Regions from separate parts of the Homo sapiens genome. Here region 2 is linked to region 1. The links are chromatin loops, found by intact Hi-C in ENCODE. Cell type or tissue: CD4-positive, alpha-beta T cell. All regions are shown on one strand.

Evidence for each region. Peaks named below come from ENCODE experiments on the same cell type or tissue, not always from the same donor. Only the 100,000 strongest peaks of a DNase experiment are listed, where the experiment ranks them.
Region 2: it touches region 1 in a loop (3-fold over the local background); 4 of 110 quality-filtered maps call a loop at or near these places.

What each region holds. Positions count from the first base shown.
Region 1 is chr2:99,152,929-99,157,928 of GRCh38, forward strand. It overlaps TSGA10 (testis specific 10), which reads right to left and starts at 2,014. Exons shown (of 21, transcript NM_025244.4): 1 at 1,765-2,014. It overlaps LIPT1 (lipoyltransferase 1), which reads left to right and starts at 2,039. Exons shown (of 2, transcript NM_145199.3): 1 at 2,039-2,123. RefSeq lists enhancers at 1,646-2,267, 1,657-1,856, 1,917-2,146, 2,177-2,376, 2,457-2,536 and 1 more. In CD4-positive, alpha-beta T cell, no CTCF peak of the experiment used is centred here; a DNase peak (open chromatin) is centred at 2,063; H3K4me3 peaks cover 2,205 bases; H3K27ac peaks cover 2,439 bases.
Region 2 is chr2:98,634,984-98,639,983 of GRCh38, forward strand. MGAT4A (alpha-1,3-mannosyl-glycoprotein 4-beta-N-acetylglucosaminyltransferase A) reads right to left here. Exons shown (of 16, transcript NM_012214.3): 12 at 4,825-5,000; 13 at 1,534-1,612; 14 at 239-305. Among named protein-coding and RNA genes, the nearest start is that of UNC50, 29 kb to the left of the region's middle. In CD4-positive, alpha-beta T cell, no CTCF peak of the experiment used is centred here; a DNase peak (open chromatin) is centred at 2,958; H3K27ac peaks cover 2,741 bases.

The sequences.
Region 1 (5,000 bases):
TTTTGAAGTTGTATACAGAAATGGTACTTAGAGCCATAGAATGAATGAAATTGCTTAAGGAAAATGTAGTGTGAGATAAAGATCTGAGGAACTCCAACATTTAGGGCTGACTAGATCAGGGTAGCTGGCAAAGGGGACTGCGGAGTTGGCAGTGAGGCTGGAGGAAAACCTGGCAAAAGGGACTGAGGAGTTGACAGGGTAATGTCAAAGTTGTCCACAGGAATCTCCAGGTTGAGGTAGTCAAATGAACACTTAGATGAATACTGAAAAGTCCAGTGGATCTAGCAATATGAATGTCACCCGTGACCTTAGCAAAAGCACTTTTGCTGGAATAATGGGGAAAAGCCATTTTGGAGTACGTTGAAACAATGAATGGGAAGTGAGAAAGTAGATACTGGATGTATAGCAGTTTTTCCAAGAAGCTTGGCTCAGAAGGGTAGCAGACAGGATGACAAGTGGAAAGAGAAATGAGGTCACTGGAGGATTGTTAAAGAGTACAGCATGTTTGAGTGTCACTTGAAAGGTTCCAGTGGAGAAGCTGAAGAAGTAGGTAAAGGTAAGAATAACCAAGGGACAGAAGTCCTGGAGCAGGGAGGAGGGAATGGGATTCTTTAAAACCTCTTCATCAAGAAACTAGGAAAAAAAACCAAAGTTGTACCATCTCAGATTTCAGAGAAAGGGAATTTAGAAGGAAGTAATATAAGCAAAGAGCAACAATATTCTGTGACTGTTTTTAATAATAACTAGGAAAATTCCTAGTGCAGTTAACTCTGAACAAAATTCATTCCCACCTGCATAATACAAGATAGACTTACTCAGAGTGACCTTGGTAAAAGGTGTGATAATAAAGAAAGGAGGTGTCATTATGTCTTCATTGTAGCTTTATATGAAGCCCTGGTCATTTACCGTATCAGCATCAGCAAACTGAACACTGAATGATTCTTACTCCAAGAGGCAAGTCTTAGTGGTTTCTATTTTAACTGAAGGAGAGATTAATTTCTGTGCAAGGTTGAAAAAGGTGACCACAAATTCTTTGGGCTTCTTTCATCAAGAGGTGAAGTCCATTACCCCACGCCTTAACTCTGGGCTGGCTTTGTTGTTGTTTTGGCCAATAGAATATGGCTGAGGCGCTGCTTCCAAGATTAGGCCTGAATTGAGATGCCCTAGCAGCCAGGCAGCACCTGCCAGAGCATGAATAAGGCTATCTTGGACCGCCCAGCGTAGCCAACCTGTGCTGAATGAAGCCACATGAATATGCCCAGGAGAAACTAGCAGAAGAATCACCCACCTTGCCCACGTTAGAGATATAAACCACTATTTGAGGCAGTTTGTTATGCAGCAAAACTTAGCCGAAACTATTACCTTGCTACCTTGACTGCTGGTGTAATTTCCCATCTCATGGAGTCACAGAGTTTTCTTGCCAACTGCAGTGAGTTGGCAAATGGGAATGATCAGTAGCCTCAGTGTGTTTTCTGATCCACTCCATCCTGTATTATCATCTGCGAATACCGTTTTTCCTTTAAATGCAATGTGTCTTTCAAAGCTGACTTGAATTTCTCACCTTTCGAGTTACCTGCCATTTGGACTCACTTATTTGGAGGAGATATGTAAAGACCCAGCGTAATACCTGTATGCTCAATAAAAAGTATTTGCTGGTACTCCTTCCTGCCCGTCGTGTGACCTGACTGCTCTGGGCTTCTGGGGGCTCCCCCTAAACTCGCTCCACGAAATGACCCCTCCAACCTGGCACGCCCGCTCTCCTACCTTCGCCCAGGGCTGGCCGTTATCTCTGTGCTGTCACGCGGGGAAGTCCCATCTGAACTGGGGCCTTATGACCTTCGGTACTTTTATTCGAACGTAGCCTGCGTCCCTGCCTGGAACCTGGTTCCCGCCCTGAAGGACCCTTACTTAGCACTCCTGCGGGCTGCCGGGACCCCACGGCTCCGCAGGCGGAGAGACTAGGCGCGATCCCTGCGCGCCCCTCCTTCTCTTGCGCTTCAGGGGGCCGGCCCTCAGGGGGCGGGGCAGCATCGCGCGCAAGGCCTGCCGGTTGCTCGGGGTCGTATGACGCACTTTTCCAGCTCGAGCCCTCACGAGGCCGTGGGTACGACCGGAAGCCGCAGGTGGGTGAAGCGGAAACGCTTCAAACCGGGATGTTGCGGGCCGTAGCGCGTGGGCGGCCGTGGGGTCTTGGGCGCGCGCGGTGTTTCTGGCGGTGGGTCAGGACTTGCGGGTCGCCTCCGCCGGTGTTGAAGCCTCTTGTGTGCACACTTTCTCCTCAGCACTTGGGACGACCTAATTTCACTGTTAGGAACGGTTGATCCCGAACACAGGAGGGAGGGTAAATATCGTAAAACATGTTGGACGCTAGCTGTGTGCACGCCCCCTGGGAGCCAAAAGGGCGAAGTAAAACATGCACACGACCGTAATGAGATTCTGAGTAAGTTGTATATCATTAGAGAGGGGACAAAATAATAGGGTCTTGGCGAGGTCTTATGAAGAAGCTGCGCCTGCCTAGAAAGATAGATGGGATTGTGCTGTTTTCGCTTTCAGTTCAGTGATGGGGAGCCGTGTTTGGCAGTGCAGAGGTAGCGAAGTGTCCCAAGAACATGGAAGGTAAGGAAGTCTTCCGAGGAAAAACTTCAAAAAATTAGTCATTAAAGGGTGAGAGTAGAAAGATTCAAAGTGATTTTGAAGGAACAAAATTTAACCAGAACTTCAAAGGCTTGACACTATCCCAACGACTGTGAAATATCCTGAAATACCGTGCATTACTCAGTCGGGGTCTGATCCGCTACTGGAGCATAGAATAAAAAAAGAGGGGCACACCTGTGCCAGATGAATCCACGCCTTCTCTAGGGGAGAGAGGGTATCCCGGCTTAAGAGCAGGGGCTCTCCTGAGTTAAGGAAGTGTCTTCCCCAGAGCCCATTCCGTCAGACGTTCATATCATGTAACTCAGTCCTTTTCTGATTATGTATTCACCAAGCAAACTTAAGAGTTGGCTTGTCACCAGACCTACAGTGAATAATTGCACAGGCTCATCTGAATATCTGATAGATGGTCTATAGTTCTCTTTGTAAATCAATAAGCTGGCAGTCAGGGATTTTTGGACATCCCTTTGTTTTCACTTTTTCTCACTCTGTGTGATTTTTTCTTATCTTTCGGGGTTCAACTGAAATGTCACATCCTCACTGAGGTCTGTTTATTGGTTTACGTGTTCAGGTGCTTAGAACAGCTTCTTGCATCTTTTCTCACATGATGCCTTTTTAATGAGGCTTAGCCTAACAACCCTATTTAAAATTGCAATGTAAGTTTTCTCACATACACAGTTACAATCCTCCCTTTATCAGCTCTACATTTTTTTTTAATAGACTGAATCTCGCTCTGTTGCCCAGCCCATCTCGGCCCACTGAAACCTCCACCTCCCGGGTTCAAGCGATTCTCCTGCCTCAGCCTCCCGAGTAGCTGAGATTACAGGCGCCTGCCACCACGCCCAGGTAATTTTTGTATTTTTGGTAGAGACGGGGTTTCACCATGTTGGCCAGGCTGGTCTCAAACTCCTGACCTCAGGTGATCTGTCCACCTTGGCCTCCCAAAGTGCTGGGATTACAGGTGTGAACCACCTCGCCCGGCCATCTACTTTTTTTAATAGCCCTCCTTATCACCTTTATTCATTTGACTCACTGATGATTCCCAAGTGCTAAGAACAATGTCTGTCATGTAATTGATGAAAACTTTGTTGAATTAATACCTTTGTTGTGTTTTATTCACACTGTATATACAATACCTGGATGAAGAGAGATATTTTTAGCACTATTAAAATACATGCATTGGCTCAATACATGAATTGGATCAATTCTGGAACCCTAACAAGATCACATTTTTGACCAAAGTCAATATCTTGGACTATAGTTAATTTATCAAGGTAAATGCCACTTTGATGTGTCTTGGTTAGGAATCTTTGTTCACTTGAGGGAATACATGGTATATGATAGGAACAGTAAGCACAGAATAGAGATGGGAAAGGGAGAACCCTGTCATAACAGTTAACATTTCATATTTGCCAAACATGAATGGCTTATGCATATTAACACATTTAATTCTCTCAACCATTTTATGACGTCTGAGGCCACTGAAGCAGCTAGAGGTTAAACCACTTCCCTAAAGTCATTAGTAAGTGGCAGAGCCAGGATTAAAAATTTAAGTCCTTAACTACTTTGCCATCCTGCCACACTCTGCACATGCAGACAAGAGTAAGAGCCTTAATCTTGGGAAAAGATATTTCACAAGATCTTTGACAATTTCCATATCCACAGACACCATCCAGCTTATTAGTGACCACCACTCCTATTTGTTACTTTCTCCTTTAAGGCTGCCCCTACCTGAACTCTGGATCCCAGTACCATCACTTTCTCAAGGACCTCCCTTCTCCAGTGTTGCCCTCTCTTGACTCCCCTACCAGCATCTAAACATGCTCAGATCTATTGCATCTTAAGTCCTCTCCTAACTCCACATTCCTTTCTACCTACTGCCCTAGCTTTTCCACTTCACAACTAGAATACCCTCATTGTATCCACCTTGGGCCTCCTATTTACTCAGTACATCTGGTTCTTACCAAGATCACTGATAACCTTCTTGATACTGTTTAATAGATCCTTTTCAACCCTCATCTTATTTGCTCAATCTTTGGCATTTGGCACTGTTGACCATCTTGTCTCCTTGAAGCTTCCATAATAGCATATTTAAAATTTTTCTGCCTTTTCTTCTATCCTCAGCTTCCTTTGGGAGCTCTCCCTCCTTCTTCTGTATGTCCGTTAAATGTTGCTGCTCTTCAGTCTTATGTCGCAGGCCCTTAAATCTTCTCACTGAACCACCTTCCTGTGGCCTCAGTTACCATCCATTGAGCTCTGTGCCGTTGGCCGCTAGTTCAACAGTCAAAATGAACCAATTATCTTAACCCCATACTTCCTCTTCCTATAAAATCTGTCCTAGGAAATTT
Region 2 (5,000 bases), 520 kb before region 1:
GAGCATCAACAAGAGCATGACACACAGCACGGAAGGAGCGAGAAAGACAGCCCAATCTGTGATATGAAATCCTACTTGGGTCAAATAATAAAAGCAAGTACTACAACACAGCACACATAAAACCTGGAGGACACTGGTAATTGTAATCCTCAAGTTGCTTAACATCTGAAAAGAACTGAAAAGTACTTTAGGAGTAAGTCCAGAAAAATAAAGGCCATTTTACTAAAGTAGATATTACCTATTCTGAAATAGCCATCTTCTAATCGTTTGTCTTTGGTTTCTTTGCTTATTTCCAAACCTTCACTCTAAAATAAAACAAAAGCATTAATTTCAAAAATAATTCTTTCTATTTAACCTAAGTTATTAATATATCTTAATATAGATGAAGTGGCATTTGTAACACAGCTATCCCTAAAAAGAGAAATATCATCTCAGTCTTGAACTTTAAAAAACTTATTAGATTAATAATAAAAGATGTTTTCTTAAGCCATCGTTTGAATCTGTATATAATATATTGGTGGTTGGAAATGAAACATTAAATCAATTAAACAGAACAGTATTTTCTATTAAAACTATAGAAGAACTGTGTAGTTAACTTGAAAGAAATCTAAGGATTCCTTAGAGACCAATAAATTAAATTGTGTATTAATTAACAGGCATTAAAAACACATAGAATTTGGACTCAAAATACAAACAGCAAGTAAACACTAAAGAAAACAATGATTCAGGCCAGGCACAGTGGCTCATGCCTGTAATCTCAGCACTTTGGGAGGCCGAGGCGGGTGGATCACGAGGTCAGGAGATCAAGACCATCCTGGCCAGTGCTGAAACCCAGTCTCTACTAAAATACAAAAATTAGCTGGGCATAGTGCCACGCACCTATACTCCCAGCTACTCGGGAGGCTGAGGCAGGAGAATCACTTGAACCTGGGAGGCAGAGGTTGCAGTGAGCCAAGATCGCACCACTGCACTCCAGCCAGTGACAGAGCGAGACTCTGTCTCAAAAAAATAAAATAAAATAAAATAAAATAAAATAAAATAAAATACGATTCATTTCTTTTTCTAGTAGAAACGTTCATATTATTTGCAACCTCCACCTCCCAGGTTCAAGTGATTCTCGTGCCTCAGCCTCCCGAGTAGCTGGGATTACAGGCGCATGCCACGATTCCTGGCTAATTTTTGTATTTTTAGTAGAGATGGGGTTTTGTCATGTTGGCCAGACTGGTTTTGAACTCCTGACCTCAAATGATCCACCCATCTCAGCCTCCCAAAGTGCTGGGATTACAGACGTGAGCCACCGGGTGTGGCCTGTTACTTTCCAAGATAAAACAAAATGAAGGCTCTTTCTATGAATGGGTCAAATGCACTCGTCAAATATAAAAGTGCTTCATATTTCAAAAAAAATTAATATTATTCACCATTGAGTCCTGCAAATCATGAGAATTTTCTTTCCCCTTAAAAACAAGAAAAGCTTCAAGCTAAGTCTACTAGTATTAGTTGTTAGGGAAAGGTAAGAGGAAATAGCAGTCATACCTTAAAAGGCAAAACTTCCACAGTTGTGTTTAGCAGAATATCTCCAGGATGTTCTTGGTTGCCGCTATGGAACAAATAACTGAAAATACAAACATCAAAATAAAAACACAAGTCGGGCTAGATTTTACAAAGATTCAAGAAAATGACCTTACCTCAGAGTCAGCTTTTCTACACAAGACTCTAAGCAAGCAAAGTTGACAACGCTAGAGCTTCTAATAACTGCACAGTATGTGTTCTGAATGGTTGTAGGGAACTTAGAAACTTAAGAGCATGACTCCTAGGTGATAAGTTCATTCCTTCTGTCAGAAACAATTATGTTTGCTGCTTAACATAATAATGTACCTAGATATTTTCAAAAAGGATGAGTTTTATGTCACTGTCTATAATGCTTTAAATATTTAACCCTCTTCCCAGAAAATTATAACACCTATATAATACTGCTGTATCTTATATCAGAAAAAAACTTCACTAGGACAACCAGTAGTCATGGCATGTCCAAAGACCAGTTCTAGGCTGGGCGTGGTGGCTCACACCTGTACTCCCAGCACTTTGGGAGGCCGAGGTAGGAGGATCACTTGAGGTCAGGGGTTCAAGACCAGCCTGGGCAACACAGTGAGACCTCGTCGCTACAAAAAAATTAAAAAATTAGCCAGGCATGGTGGTATGTACCTGTAGTCCCAGCTACTCAGGAAGCTAAGGTGAGAGGATTGCTTGAGTTTAGCCTGGAAGGTCTCATCTACAGTGAGCCGTGACTGTGCCACTGCACTCCAGCCTGGGTAACACAGCAAGAACTCATCTCTAAATAATAATAATAATAATAGTAATAAATAATAATAATAAAAGAAACAAAGACTAGTTCTATCCAATACAAATAACTTTAATATTAGTAGACTAAAAGTAAATTAACCTCTTAAAATATCTGAATATCAATATTAAAAAAGCATTTGAAGAATGACTAATTATCGATATATGGTGACAGATCTAAAATACTTTCTGGGTGTGAGTATAATACTCTGTTTTTGATACTCTGAAAACAAACTAGTAAGTATGCGTATGCGTTCTCAGGGTGTGGGGAAGGGAGGAAACTAGGTCAGACATGCAAAGTATGTCTGAATCTAAACCTAACTCTAGTTCAGTTGCATGGTTAAAAGTTTAGGCTTAGGAGTCAGAAAGACCTGGGTCCAAATCCTGGGTCTCTCAGTTACTAGAATTGTCACCTTTCACGAGTTTCCTCAGCTTTCTGAGCCTGAGTTTCTTCTATAATGCAGACAGTCCCATCTACCTCAGAGGACTGCTCCAATCAGTTCAGGAGAACTGACAAAAAGTCCCCCGCACATTCAAAATGCTCAGCCAGTCACAGTATGGTTACGATACAGTTACAGCGGTGGGCCAGTAGATATGGCTGTAAAAGGTTACGTGGGAATTCTTGGGGTGATAGAAACGGTCCTTATCTTGATATACTGTGTCAAAACCACAGTCTGCAAGATGCTCCCCTTGGGCAAGTGGGGTGATGGGTACACAGGATGTCTCAGTTTTACTTCCTACAGCTGCGTGTGAATCTATACTTTCTCAAAAGTCAAAGACTAAGAAAAAGAAATTGATTGTTGAGGGAAAAAGCACACAAAATAAATGTATCAAGTCAAGTGAAACTGTCCCTGTTATCTCACCTCTATTAACAGTTTAATAGATTTTTTGCAGATTTGTTCTATGTACATAATATATGTAAAACATTGTTTTTATTTTTCAAAAAATCCTTCTATAATCTATAATTCTATACTCTCTATATAGAATGCTATATATTCTAGAATCCTATACACATATAATGCCATAATCTATAAAATGATCTATAAGGATATTCTATAAAGTTATAAAATTTGCTTTTCACCCCACTTAGTATATATCTAAGAAAGTTTTCATGTCAATACATACTAATCTACGTCAATATTTTTGATGACTGCTTACAGCATTCCACTGCGTGGCAATATCATTTTATTTAACCAAACACATACTAATGGACATCTATGCTGTTTCTAATTCTATGCTGGCTCTCTGAGTGGTAAACAATATCTCAAAGTGCAGAGTATTACTAATAGTATAAAAATGAACTTTAACAGCAAAACAAATAAATGCTCATGCAAGTGCAAAATATTATTCAAAACTATTTCTGTATGTTCTTCCAGTGGTATTCCCAATGCTTAAAACACTTTTAAAACTTGAATTCCTCTTTGGAATCAGTTTAGAGTAACAAAAGAAAATTAGTAACATTGTATCACAGCTCTAAATTGTTTCTGACCACCTCAAATAGAATTACTGAAAATGATTTCTGGTGGATTCTAAAAATCAAATTGGCCCTCCCATTGGGACACATAAAAGGAAACACCACAGAGTGGGGAACTATGTTCCTTTAAGTATGCCACTGCCAATCTGGGGAACACACCCAAACCTGAAGAAGGACTGAAGGAATCACGACTATTAAATTAAAAACAGGCCAGGCACAATGGCTCACGCCTATAATCCCAGTACTTTGGGAGGCAGACATGGGTGGATCACCTGAGGTCAGGAGTTTGAGACCAGCCTGGCCAACATGGTGAAACCCTGTCTCTACTAAAAATACAAAAAAATTAGCCAGGTGTGGTGTCAGGTACCTGTAATCCCAGCTACTTCGGAGGCTGAGGCAGGAGAATCTTTTGAACCAAGGAGGTGGAGGTTGCAATGAGCTACATTGCACCATTGCACTCCAGTCTGGGCGACAGAGCGAGACTGTCTCAAAAAAAAAAAAGGAAGAAAGTCCTAAATTTTGTAAAATGAACATAAATGCTCAAAAACATAAAATGGCTGTAAATTTCTCCCTGGTGTACCGAAAATAACCTAGCATTTGTAAAACTATTGACTAAGAATAGTCATACTCTGTCAAATTTATCATTTCAACCAAATTGCTGGGCTAATCAACTAGCTCCAGATCAATTTTCAAGGGACATACCAGGATAAAGACATAAACACTAATTTGAGATTTTCGAGAGTTCCGCAAAAAAGTATTAAAAAATTATACTAGATATACTAAGTCCAGAAATACCAATGAAGTTCACCAAACGTGTTAAATGTTGACATTACATCTGAAAACAACATACTCGTTTTATTATGGAGTTGTTTTACATGTAATTTAAAGCCCAACATTTTGGGCCCCACTGTGTCCCCACATCTGTCAGGCACACACACAAAAATCTATTATAAATCACATTACGAATAAGAGATCCAAATTGTAAGATCACATACATTTCAATAATCACCAACCTTTCTACATTGACTGGTTTATCAAATTTAAACAAGATGTAGTCTCCAGCTATCGGTGTGATAGCCCAGAAGAAATCCTCTCCCATGTAAGTTTTCTCCAGCGTATGCCCTTGGTAGACCTTCAAGGAAGTAGATACCTCCGCAGGTGGGTTTACATGGATTTTAAGAAGTAATGG